Regions from separate parts of the Homo sapiens genome. Here all the other regions are linked to region 1. A link is a contact called in ENCODE Hi-C or POLR2A ChIA-PET data. All regions are on one chromosome and are shown on one strand. The core of a region is the stretch at or near the end of the contact, and the rest is flanking DNA. Distances in the headings are between cores, read along the strand shown. Region 1 has its middle 17 kb from the start of DYNC1H1. Region 2 overlaps WDR20 (WD repeat domain 20). Region 3 overlaps LINC02320 (long intergenic non-protein coding RNA 2320). Region 4 overlaps PPP2R5C (protein phosphatase 2 regulatory subunit B'gamma).

Region 1 (2,946 bases), core at 310-2,809:
CAAAGTGCTGGGATTACAGGCGTGAGCCACCGCGCCCAGCCCTGACCTAGCTATTGACTGCTTATCCTGGAGTCTAGGATCTCTCTGGTGCCAGATCTGAGACGCCCGCAGCCTCTCCCCTATCTCCAACCTGTCTCCCCCGCTAGATCGTGAGCTCTGTGGGAACATTGCCCAGGCTTGTCTTGTTCACCAACGTGCTTCCAGTGCCTGGCACTGTGCTCAACCCCTCCACGCCCTCGCTCAAACTCAATCGATGTTTGATAGAAAGATGAAGAGAGATTTGTTCGGTCAGAGAGAACAGCATGATGACAGAAGGAAGGCGTACAATCAAAAGCTGTGTGCAGGGCCAGGAGCGGTGGCTCACGTACTCCCAGCACTTTGGAAGGCCTAGGCGGGAGGATCACTTGAGCTCAGGAATTCAAGACCACCCTGGGCAACATGGCGAAACCCCGTCTCTACAAAAAATACAAAAACTAGGCCGGGCGCAGTGGCTCGCGCCTGTAATCCCAGCACTTTTAGGAGGCCGAGGCAGTCAGGAGTTCGAGACCAGCCTGGCCAACATGGTGAAACCCCGTTTCTACTAAAAATACAAAAATTAGCCGGGTGTGGTGGCGAGCGCCTATAATCCCAGCTACTCGGGAGGCTGAGGCAGGAAAATCGCTTGAACCTGGGAGGCGGAGGTTGCAGTAAGCCGAGATGGCGCCACTGCACTCCAGCCTGGGCGACAGAGCAAGACTCCGTCTCAAGAAAAAAAAAAAAAGAAAAAAACCACTAGCCGGGCGTGGTGACGCAGGCCTGTAGTCCCAGCTGTTCGGGAGGCTGAGGCAGGAGGGTCGCTTGAGCCCGTGAGCCGAGATCGCGCCACTGCACTCCAGCCTGGGCGACAGAGCGAGACCCTGTCTCAAAAATTAAATAAATAAATAAATAAATAAATAAAGGTGTGTGCAGGTAACAGCAAGTAGTCTTAAAAGAGTAGACCGAGGTGTGTGCAGAGGGCAACAGTTGGGATATTTGCCTCTGTCTAATTAGCACCTTTGGACATTTGCGTCAGGCTCTGTGCTGACAAAGAGCGCACTGACGACCACAGTAGGGCCCTGCCAGTCCTGTGATGGCACCCAGCATTTAAGTGTGACAGAAGCCACCCACAACAAGCTACATACTGCATATAATTTAAGGGGGTCACGGCCCCGGAAGCCCAGCCATGGACCACGGTTTAAGTACCCCTAGTCCAGCTGGAACAATAAACATGAAATGAGTGCCTGGCTTGGAATGCAAGCCAGGCCGTGACAGAAATGAGGAAGGAGCCGATGGTTTCAGAGGCTGTCGCGAGGAGAGGGCCTTAGAGGCAGGCGGGGGACGACAGCGGACCTAAACTTCTGGGCCCAGGAGAAGTTCGTTCTTTCCTCCAGGATACCTGGAGCCGAGTGCAGGATCTCAGCGAGAAATGCCCCAATCTCAAGGGCGGCACCGAGAGGTGACGCAAGCGGCGCGCGAGGTTGCGTCAATGCAGGACCGCCCCGCCTCCGGCCTGTGCATTGTGGGACCTAAGGGCACCTGTCAGACGCCCAATCTCGCGAGTGAGCGAGATTCACGCGGAACGCAGAGGTGAGAACGGGGAAGGCCCTCCTCAGCAGGAGTCCCGCCCCCTGAAGGGCATGGGCCAATCACAATGCCTCTCCTTCCTGGCCGCTGGGATTGGTCCGAGGGTGCACATGACCGGACTGCGGGACATGTGACCGTGCCGATCTAGGTCGTGTGACCCGTCTGGTGTAGTCCTGGAACAAGGGTTTTGCTGCGGAGGGAAACGGCCAGAGACCTCGATCTAAGACCGGGGTTTGGAGACTGGCGGGCCTCGGAACAGCAGAGCTAGCGGACTTCCGGTCTGGCCCTCTGCTCACGGCCGAGGGCAAGGCGGGTTAGGTCACTTGCTGAGGAAAGAGCTCAATATGTCACGTGTTCCTCTCCCAATGACGTGGACCTCAGTTCCCTCTCCAGTGAAGTGGGCACAGTGTTGCCCGAAAAAGGGTGCTCTGGGGCTTGCCTGAGACGGGACGCGTGGAAATGCCCTGCCGAATATGAATGGGGCGATGGCCTCGCGGGACGGAGCAGCCCAGGAAAGCTGACCGTGGGCTGGGTTGTGGAGCGGAGCCCCAGGGCCTCGGCTGACTTAGCGGCCAGTCGTACATAGTGGGTATGCGGCGGGCCCGACGCCAGTCGTTGTGGACCACTGACTTGTAATCTTTACGACCTCAGTGAGGGTCAGAAGTGTCCGCGAGCCCTGTAGGCGAGGAGAGGCCTGGCTGAGGGCGCACAGCCTGGAAGGGGAGAAACTAGAGCTGGACTCTGCTTGACCCACAGACCCTCCGCCAGGTTGCCTTTGCGAGGCAAGAAGCGAAGGTTGGCGAGCCAGCTGGGAGTACCCACCCCCTCCATGCCTGGTGGAGTCACCCAAGCCCCAGCGACACCCCGGCCTGCCCAAGGTACTGGTGACCCTGGAGGCCGGGGCCCTGGCTTCTCAGTCAGGGTCTCCTCCCCATGGCGGCAGAGCTGTCTGGCGTTTTGAGCCCTTTACACCAGGGGCAAGAGGGCTGCAGGCCAGAGCCAGCAAAAGAGAAGAAGCAGAGGGAATGAGAAACCTAGAAGGTGGAACGGGAAGGAGGGAGTGAAATGGGCAAAGGCCTCCAAAAAAAACAACTTCCGCCTCCTAAGTTTAGTGCATTTAACTCTATAAATATCTATTGAACACCTACTGGATGCCAGGCACTTTTCTAGGCACTGGGCAGCTAGCATTAAACAGAAGGCAGAAACCCCTGCCTTCAACAAAATCTATGCTGTGTTGAATAAGTGATACAGGGAAAAGCTAAAGATGGGGAGAGAGGTGGGAAGGGTATAGAGGATGGGAAGAAATTTACAAAAGAGGCAGGGAGGGCTTTACTGAGAAGGTGA
Region 2 (2,946 bases), core at 163-2,662, 250 kb after region 1:
ACATGAAAATGTAATAAATGTTGGGATGGAAAGATGAGTGAAATGGAATTATAAATTTCAGAAATCCACCTGAGATAAACATAGATGAAAAATTCCCATCTGGGAACAAGTATATTTTAAAAGATGATTTTCCCCCTGTCAATTAAAAATTGTGTGCATTTAAAATGCTTGTTGATAGAAAAATTGGAAAATAGAGAGGTACAAAGAAGGTAGGAAAGCATCACCTCTAAACCGTGACGCTCACTGTTGACTTTCACAGTCTGTGATTGTTTTCAATGAGGGGACACCATAGGGCTCACACCTTCCATTGGGGGTGAAGGCAAACTTCACCAAACTTCATCTCCAAGTCTGGCCCTGATCAGGTCAGCCCAGTGAGCATGGGCAGGCCCTGCCCTCTTCCCGCTCCCTGGGACTGTCCTCAGTCACACTGGAGGTCCTTGCTGGTGCATCTGTTCAAGACCCAAAGAAAGTCGAATGCCCAGTCCTTTCTAGCCCCTCTCAGGAAATCATCCCCAGCTCCCTGGAGTCTCTGCTTTCCCCAATCTTCCAGAGTAGATTTTGGGTTTCTGTTTGTAGCGTTCTGTACATATGATGCCCTTGAAAATGTCTAATGGGCCATTATTGAAAGTATCTTGGCGCACGGTTCATCTGACAAGCTCCCAGATCGTGGAGCGTGTCCTCATCATCAGAGCTGCCCACAGAGGAGAGTCACCCGGTCACATTCAGCTCACTGTGGTGAAGCACCCCACAGGGGCGAGGAGTTTACTTTTTAAATTTTTTTTTTTGTGTGTGTGTGTGTGTGTGTGTGTGTGTGTGTGTGTGTGTTTCACTCTGCCCTGTTCTGAAGTTTGCTTTTTATAACTAATGGTTATATATTTGGGGAGGAAGAGTTACAAAGGGACAGTTCCTATATGGTAATGAATGCAACCTTGTTGTCTGTGTAAAAATCCTGATTTTGGAGTATATTCACAGAATAGTAACTTTGAAGGATTTTCAAGTATGTGTTAATTGTTGGCTGAAATATAAAATGTTAAAGAACTTGGCATTTGGCTTCTTTCGTTACTGACACGATACCCTCTGCTGTTGCCCTTCTCCTCTCGCAGGCTGTGAGGCTGAGGCAGACACACTGGGTAGGTCCCACGTCTCCTTGTGGCATTTAGATCCAGTCTTACTGAAGGGCATGCTGAAGAGGAGATGGCCCTGACTCCTGGGGTATGGAGGGACACTGCTGCCAGCCCAGGCTGCGTGGCACATCCTGCCAGCTGCAGGTGCCTCCCAGGCATGGGGTAAAGCTTAGCAGTGTTCTGTCTATTCTGATACAAAGGAATGGTCTGCACATTTTGTTAGTTTTGTTTCTGTTGATTTTCTAATCGAAGGAAGGAAATGAGCCCGTAATGATCTACTCCTTAAAGCTTGAACACAGATAAAACGACATCCGATCCCATCTTAATGTGGCTTTGAAATACCCTTTCCTAATACTTCCTGAGCCCTCTTCAGATGCCTTTACATCATCAGAGCCTTTAGTTGCCATTTTTGCTTGTGGTTGCATTATGGCTTTTCAAGCAGCTGCTGTGGTTTTTGAATTGTTTCAGTATTTTTGTTATAAATTAATATCTGCATTTTGAAATGCAGATCCACTCACCCCCAAACTAATTTTTGATTTTTGCTTATCATATTGATAGTAATGAAAAAAAAGAAAAAGAAAATGAAGTGCCTTAGAAAGCGTCAGTGTGAATTGCTTTCACAAAATGACACTTTGATGTGGTTATAGACTTATTTTTATTCTTGTTTCATTTTAACTAGTGTATTTTGAAAATCTTGTCTGTTGATGGCATTTGGGATGGTAGTGTTTTCGCTGTTCGTGGGATTTTTCTTTGTATTCATATCTTAAGTGGCACGGTCTGTTTGGCCTGCAGAGCTGGAACTATGGGGAGGGCCGCGCTGAGCGTTGAGTGGAGACATGGAGCCTGCATCCCCACAGAGCACTGGCCCAGAGCAGGTGTCTTGACGTACATAGAAATGTGTCTGTATTTCGTTTTGCTTTTAAGGTTTATTTGCGTTTTGGGTTTTTTGTGTTTTTATGAACGTGTTTGTTAAGAATGGGCCTTGGAGCATTTTGGAGTTGGACACTGATGGAGAGCCCTGTGGCCAGGCCAGCTGCTCTGCCAGCACCTCTGTTACTTCCCCTGCCTTCCCTCCGCCTCCTCGCTGAGCACCTGCCCTGCCCATCTCTCAGTGTACCCCTGCCCTGGAGGGGCTGCGACTGGGACTGGGGCTCTCCTCCACTGCTTCCCACCAGAGCCTTCCTGCCTCTGCCTGTCTCTGTTCCCCAGCACCTCCCTTCTGGCCCAGGGAGCAGGTCTCTTCCCTGTCCCTCTCTCCTGGAGCTCACCTTCCTCCACCAGGCACCTGCCCTGCACCCTCCTCCCCTACGGTGTCCCTTTGCTCTCAGCACCTTCTCTGCCCCCACCCTGCTTCCCTGTGCTCTCTCCTAAGGACCACCCCCTCCCTGTGCACTCCATCCCTCTAGGGCTCAGCTTCCTCAAGTCTCAGAGGCCTGTCCTCTGAGGCTCTGGCCTCCTGTGGCAGCTCCTTCCTCTTCTGCCTGCTCTCCTCATGGCACTTCTGGGTTGTTTGCTTGGATATTCCTTCTGCTTTCCTTGTTTTTGTCCTGTGCCCTGTATGGAGGTTTTTTTTTTTTTTTTTTTTTTTTTGAGACGGAGTCTCGCTCTGTCGCCCAGGCTGGAGTGCAGTGGTGCGATCTCGGCTCACTGCAAACCTCTGCCTCCCGAGTTCACACCATTCTCCTGCCTCACCACCTGAGTAGCTGGGACTACAGGCACCCGCCACCATGCCCAGCTAATTTTTTTGTATTTTTAGTAGAGACAGGGTTTCACCATATTGGCCAGGATGGTCTCGATCTCCTGACCTCGTGATCCGCCCGCC
Region 3 (2,946 bases), core at 150-2,649, 240 kb before region 1:
GAAGTGTCACAATGTCTGAATATTACTTTCCAGTGGGTTGTGGGGGGAAGGTACATATATAAAAAGAGTGACAGAGAACGAACGTGACAAAAGAAGGCAAAATGTTAACGTGAAGAATTATGAGAGATTATTTGGGCATCTCATTTTTCCGTGGATTTGGACATTTTTGTCCAGTCCCCAGAGGTGACAGTGTGGCCTCTATGGCTGCCCCGTGCTCTGTGACCGGCGCATATTCACCACGGGTGAGCCCCTCGAGCTGGGCCCTGGGGAGAGAGAGGGCGGTGCCCAAGCCAGGACCCTGCGGGCCGGGGCTGGAGGAGGCGCAGGTCCCGGCGTCCATGTGCAGCCCTGCGGCCGGGGCGCGAGATCTCCCCGCAGGCGGCCGCTCCCCGCCAGGGGCTTCCGGGAGCAGCCGAAGCCTGAACCTGGACGAGCCGCGACCGCAGCCGGCGGGGGGTGCCGTCCTCCTCGCCCTCCCTGGAGCCCGGCCCTGGGCCCACGCCGTGCCCCGAGCCTCCTCTGCGGCCCGCCCCCAGTTCCCCCGGTCCGCCGCGGCCGGGCATGGGGAGGTGAAGGCCTCCGTGGGGTGACAGGGGGCGCGGGGCCGCTTGTCCCCAGCGCAGGAGGAGCCGGGACCCGACGCGCACCCTCCGGCCTGCTGGAGGCTGAGCCGCCGCAGGGAAAGCACGTGGGTGAAGGGCCCAGCGCGGCGGTTCCTTGAAAAAGCGGGAGCCTGGTCTCAGCTGGGGCCTGGGGCCTGCCCCGCCCATGCAGGGGTCGCGGGAGCAGGGGCTCGGCCTCCTTCCCAGGCCGTGGCGGCGCCGCCCCGGAGGCAGGGACAGGGGCGAGCTCCCGCTGAGCCGCACTTCCTGGGCGAGGCCGCTGCAGGCAGCGCCGGAGGCACGTGCCCCGAGGGCCTCCTCTTCTGCCCCAGCTTGACAGGCAGCCCTGGGAGGAGTGAGAAGCTGCTGGCGCCGGATTCCTGCCCCTAACTCCCTTCAGGAGGAAATTCATGAGGCCCAGGCCAAGAGAGGAGGCTTCCCGGCAAAAAGGGAAGGGCTGGGCAGGGGCAGCAGGAACCACGGCCCGAGGGGTGAGAGCTTCTGGGCTCTGAGAGCCTGACCCTGACTTCCCTTGGCCCGTGGACATGACCTCTCCAGGTCAGATTCCTCCTCCGCAGAATGGAGGGGATGGTACTGGCAGGAGGTTGTACCGACCTCGCAAGGCCATCTCGAGGGCTCGAGGAAAGGCCTACCACGCATGGCCCGTGGACAGAGCTGGTAAATATTGGCTGTCACTAAGTTCAAGGCCGCAGGGAACATGGCAGAGTGACCCAGGTGTCAGCACAGGCCTTGTGCATGAGGAAGCGCTAGGGGAAGGGAAGGAGACCTCTACACCCACTGCCTGCACACCCTGGGACAGGACTCCAGAAGTCCCCGCCCAAATCCCCCTCCATCTCCCCCTCTAACCTAAGCCCCAGGTGCTGTGCCGTATCCCCAGCACCCAGCACAGTGCCTGGCACACAGCATGACTGCCCACAGGGGCAGGGGCTGCAGAGAACCCGCAGGGATACAGCCGACCTGCAGGCCCAGTAACAACTAGGTTTTTAAAATCCAGAATGAGGCTCTGCGGTTCACCTGGAGACATGAAGACTGGGTCTGGCGCCACACACACACAGCAGGGTCTGTGGTCTCCGTTTCCAAGGCCCCCGAATCCCTGGCAGTCCCCAGCCCAGCTGCAGCAGGGACCAGCTTCCTTAGCTGGACCATGATCCCCCTCGAGCATTAGAGACAGGAGCTAGTTCTGAAGAGCCCGGGACAGGTGTAGTGAAGATGCCTGTCCCGTGAAATCCTCCCCTTTAATGAGGAGGCTGCCTACCGCCGGGGCCAAGGAACTGAAATGGAGCAAGAAGGGGCCGCAGGCAATTCACCACCAGCAGGGCCTGTGAGTCCTTGAGCCCCGCATAAAAAAGTATCCAGCTTGGCGCAATCTAAGGTGTAATTGTACCATTTGGTCACCAGAGGGCGCTCAATAATCATCTTTGCTTTTAGTATCGCAAATTACGCAGCAGAAAACTTCCTGCCCATTCAGCACACGCAAGCCACTGTTGCATGTTTCTTGTGTCAGCTCAAGTAATTCTCACAACCAGCCATGAAGTATTTGTTGTTGCCCTTACACAGCCGAAGAATCTGAGGTTCAGAGTATTTGAGTAATTTGGCTGAGGTCACACAGCAGTGACTCTTAGAGGCAGGACCAAGCCCAGGTCTTGTCTCCAGAGGCTGCACTGTGCACCCCCATACTGCTTCCTGTTCGACCTGTATGATACTGCATGCATTTAAGTTCATGTTCTAGCAAAATATCTCCCTGTATAAGGTGCCAAACTTTTATTTGAAGTGCTAGGGGTGCACACAGTGCAGCACAGAGGAAAGTCCTTTGTTTCGTCCCAGGAGTTTGGGTCTGACCCTGTAGCAGGGTGTGCTTGTGCCGGCTCACAAGCAGACTATTACAGTGCAGGGTGTGTAGTAGGACCCTCTGGGCTCCCTCATCCCCACCAGTGCTCACATGCTCCTGATCACCAAGGACAGCCGTCCTGGACCTCCCCAAGTCGTCATGCAGGCCATCTGGGAAGGGAATATGCCCAGGAGCTCCGCCTCTGAGCTGTTGGAAATGCATGCCCCAGGGTGGGCTCAGAGAGCAGGCAAACACACAGGGTATTGTCCAGGTGACGGAGGGGGTCCTGGGCCCTATCTGGGGGCTGCTGTAGGGTTAGCAGCTGAGAAAGGGCCTCACAGCTCTAGCCAAGGAGTCTTCCCTATTCACCCAAATCTGGAAGTTTCATATGGTTCTGGAGACCCGGCTCTGAGAGGACCCCAGCTCCAGAGGGCGGAGGCCACATTTGCATCCCCCGGCTTTGCAAAGCCCTGCCACATAGCAGTGGACTCCATA
Region 4 (2,946 bases), core at 310-2,809, 160 kb before region 1:
TAGACTTACTTTCTTCCGGACACTTCATATAAGCGAAGTCATACCATAGGTAGTCTTTTACACCTGCTGTAAGGTTTTTGAGGTTCATCTGTGTTGTTTCTTTTTAATGCCGCATCATATTCAGTCAGATGGATACACCACATTTTGTTTATCCGTTCACCAGTTAATGGACATTTGGGCTGTTTCTTAGCTGGTATGAGTAACAGTGCTGCTGTGAACATTTGCATAGAAGTCTGTGCGAGCAGATATTTCATTTCTCTTGAGTAGATACCTAGGAGTGGAATTCCTGGCTTGTGTGGTAAATTTATGTTTAGCTTGTTAAGAAACTGTTGGCTGGGCACCGTGGCTCACGCCTGTAATCCCAGCACTTCGGGAGGCCGAGGCGGGCGGATCATGAGGTCAGGAGATCAAGGCCATCCTGGCTAACACGGTGAAACTCCATCTTTACTAAAAATACAAAAAATCAGCTGAGCATGGTGGCACTCGCTTGTAGCCCCAGCTACTCGGGAGGCTGAGGCAGGAGAATTGCTTGAACCTGGGAAGTGGAGGTTGCAGTGAGCCGAGATCACACCACTGCACTCCAGCCTGGGCAACAGAGCAAGACTCCGTCTCAAAAAAAGAAAAAAGAAAAGAAAAGAAAAAGAAACTGCCAAACTGTTTTCCAAAGTGGTTGTACTGTTTTACATTTCCACCAACAATGTATGAGGGCTCTGATGTGGCCACATTCTTGCCAATATCTATTATTGTCTTTTCGATTATAGCTTAATTCTTGTGGGTGTGTAATGGTGTCTCACTGTGGTTTCCATTGGCCTTTCCCCAATGACTGGAAATTTTAAGCATCTTTTCATATGCCTGTTAGCCATTTGTCTCTCTTCTTTGATGAGATGTCTTTTTTTAAGTTGGTTGTCTTCTTCTTGTTGAATTGTAACAGTATGTTTTCCCAGATATGAGTCCTTTATTTTAACAGAAAATAAAATACAGTAAAAATAAATTATTACAGAAGTGAAGTACAAAATACACTGTGTATAAAATAGTGTTTTTATTATTATAGTCAGTAGACATAAGATTACCCTGTTAAGTTGATACGAAAGTTTTGAAACGCTTATTCTCAATTTTTGTTATTCGTTGTAAATCTTCAGATTTGTCTATATGTGTCAAACCCTTCTTTTGAGCTTTTAATTTCAGGGTTTTTTTTTTCATTTATGAAAGTTCTGTTTGGTTCTTTTTTCAGTCTGCAGTGCCATTTTAAAATATTTTCCTATTCTCTTGAACATACCATCAAAACTTGTATGGTATACAAGTTTAGTATAGTATACTAAATAAGTATAGTAAACGCAGCTGTTTTATAGCCTGCGTCAGGTCACACTAGTATCTGAGGTGTTTGACACATTTTGTTCATGATGTCTTATTTCCTTGTGTACCTGATTTTTTTTATTGTATATTGGTCATTGTATTCAGATATGTGAAATAAATTGAAACCTAGAATCAAAGTGTCTTCTTCAATAGGGATTTGTTTTTGCTCTGCCAGACACCTGGAGGCACTGCCAATCTGGGAGTGCCTTAAACCACAACACTGGTTTGTTAAATCAACCGACCCAGTTGTTCTGCAATATATCCCACTTACCCCACTGCGGTTCCTGTAAATGGAAACCTTTTTTGGCTGAAATACATCAGAGGCAACGCTTTATAACTTAGGAGATAGTGACATTATTGTGAGAGATGCATAGCCTCTGGTTGCCTATCATCAGAAGTGATGCTAAATTTTCAGTTTTACTAGTGAATTCAGTTGATGACAGATTGATATCTCTATTGAACAATTACATATTTCCCTTTACAATTCAAAAAGTACTAGTAATAGTCTGCAGTGTATATTTTGGCATCCTACCAATGTGTATTCCCTGTCAACCATGTGCTAATGTCTTGAACAACAGTTGATAATCCTTGCCTGAGTCAGTAGTTTCAGTTTCACTAGCGAATTCAACATTTACTCTAACGTTCTTCTGAAAGCAGTGATTTTTCTTACCAACCAGAGATACTTGGTTATCTTGAAATGGAGCTCCTACTGAAAAAGAAGGATAAGCTTAATTCTTTGTCTTTTATTACCAGTTCCCTCTAATGGTGACAGCTGAAGCTTTTTTCTAGCTTTCTCTTTGTTTTAATATCATTGTGGACTAATATATTGTTGATTTCAGTGTGTTTTCATGTACCAAAAGCATTAGTCTTTCTGGTGTTCAGATGGCATAATTGCAATCATTAAGTGCCCTTTAGGGTAGCTCGTGTGTTTTTTTGTTTGTTTTTGTTTTTTTACATAGCCTCATTTATTTTTGATTCCTTGATTTCTGACACAGTGAGACATCCCTTGGGCTCATTTAATACCTTCTCTTCCCCAGACTTCAAATCAGCCATTTTTCTTTTCTTTTTTTTTTTTTTGAGACAGTCTCATGGTCTCATCCATGCTGGAGTGCAGTGGTGCAATCTTGGCTCCCTGCAGCCTCCGCCTCCCACATTCAAATGATTCTCCTGCCTCAGCCTCCCAAGTAGCTAGGATTACAGGCGTGTGCCACCATGCCCAGCTAATTTTTATATTTTTTGTAAATATGGGGTTTCACTATGTTGGCCAGGCTGGTCTCAAACTCCTGACCTCAAGTGATCCACCCACCTCGGCCTCCCAAAGTGCTGAGATTACAGGCATGAGCCACCACACCTGGCCAAATCAGCTATTTTTCAAAGAGCCCTGGTTCCTTTCAGTAGTAAATATATTAGCAACCAAAATCTGGGTCAGAGGGATGTTTATTGCTACTGGTCTGACATTACTTTTAAATGCTTTCAATGGAGGGAGCGAGGATATAAATTTTCTGAATCGTACATTCATATTGATATTTTAAATTTAATTTTAACATTATAGTGTTTTTGAAGCAGGATATTTCCCTGACCACTTCACGGGCA

What was found. Hi-C counts contacts between places; a loop is a spot of excess contacts on that map. ChIA-PET counts read pairs that join two places held with the same protein, here RNA polymerase II (POLR2A). Pooled maps may share reads with other maps.
Region 2: a loop to region 1 is called in a pooled map, with 4 times the contacts of the local background. The contact joins two enhancer-like sites. A Hi-C loop is called at or near these places in 5 of 50 pooled maps. POLR2A ChIA-PET finds 5 or more read pairs at or near these places in 2 of 52 experiments (T-cell and WTC11).
Region 3: a map of B cell shows a loop between it and region 1 (12-fold over the local background). The contact joins two enhancer-like sites. A Hi-C loop is called at or near these places in 30 of 168 maps with a recorded cell type or tissue (B cell, CD4-positive, alpha-beta T cell, CD4-positive, alpha-beta memory T cell and 24 more), 36 of 37 single-sample maps with no recorded cell type and 26 of 50 pooled maps. POLR2A ChIA-PET finds 5 or more read pairs at or near these places in 23 of 52 experiments (AG04449, AG04450, BJ and 18 more).
Region 4: a loop to region 1 is called in a map of psoas muscle, with 2.1 times the contacts of the local background. The contact joins two enhancer-like sites. A Hi-C loop is called at or near these places in 5 of 168 maps with a recorded cell type or tissue (B cell, CD8-positive, alpha-beta T cell, HepG2 and 2 more), 2 of 37 single-sample maps with no recorded cell type and 9 of 50 pooled maps. POLR2A ChIA-PET finds 5 or more read pairs at or near these places in 24 of 52 experiments (A673, B cell, BJ and 18 more).

What each region holds. Positions count from the first base shown.
Region 1 is chr14:101,946,597-101,949,542 of GRCh38, forward strand. No RefSeq gene overlaps it. Among named protein-coding and RNA genes, the nearest start is that of DYNC1H1, 17 kb to the right of the region's middle. RefSeq lists enhancers at 1,004-1,665, 1,370-1,489, 1,790-1,979. Within about 2 kb of position 1,560, at least 33 of the 41 ENCODE cell types and tissues checked have a DNase peak (open chromatin) inside an H3K27ac peak, as active enhancers do; they include B cell, CD4-positive, alpha-beta T cell, CD8-positive, alpha-beta T cell and 6 more, where a contact is called at or near this core.
Region 2 is chr14:102,199,684-102,202,629 of GRCh38, forward strand. The region is part of intron 2 of WDR20 (WD repeat domain 20); the gene reads left to right. Among named protein-coding and RNA genes, the nearest start is that of WDR20, 61 kb to the left of the region's middle. Within about 2 kb of position 1,413, at least 4 of the 41 ENCODE cell types and tissues checked have a DNase peak (open chromatin) inside an H3K27ac peak, as active enhancers do.
Region 3 is chr14:101,705,457-101,708,402 of GRCh38, forward strand. All of the region lies in intron 1 of LINC02320 (long intergenic non-protein coding RNA 2320), which reads right to left. Among named protein-coding and RNA genes, the nearest start is that of LINC00239, 24 kb to the right of the region's middle. RefSeq lists silencers at 287-346, 427-546, 557-826 and an enhancer at 2,233-2,946. Within about 2 kb of position 1,400, at least 27 of the 41 ENCODE cell types and tissues checked have a DNase peak (open chromatin) inside an H3K27ac peak, as active enhancers do; they include B cell, CD4-positive, alpha-beta T cell, CD8-positive, alpha-beta T cell and 6 more, where a contact is called at or near this core.
Region 4 is chr14:101,790,468-101,793,413 of GRCh38, forward strand. All of the region lies in intron 3 of PPP2R5C (protein phosphatase 2 regulatory subunit B'gamma), which reads left to right. Among named protein-coding and RNA genes, the nearest start is that of PPP2R5C, 30 kb to the left of the region's middle. RefSeq lists an enhancer at 62-131. Within about 2 kb of position 1,560, at least 6 of the 41 ENCODE cell types and tissues checked have a DNase peak (open chromatin) inside an H3K27ac peak, as active enhancers do; they include CD8-positive, alpha-beta T cell and PC-9, where a contact is called at or near this core.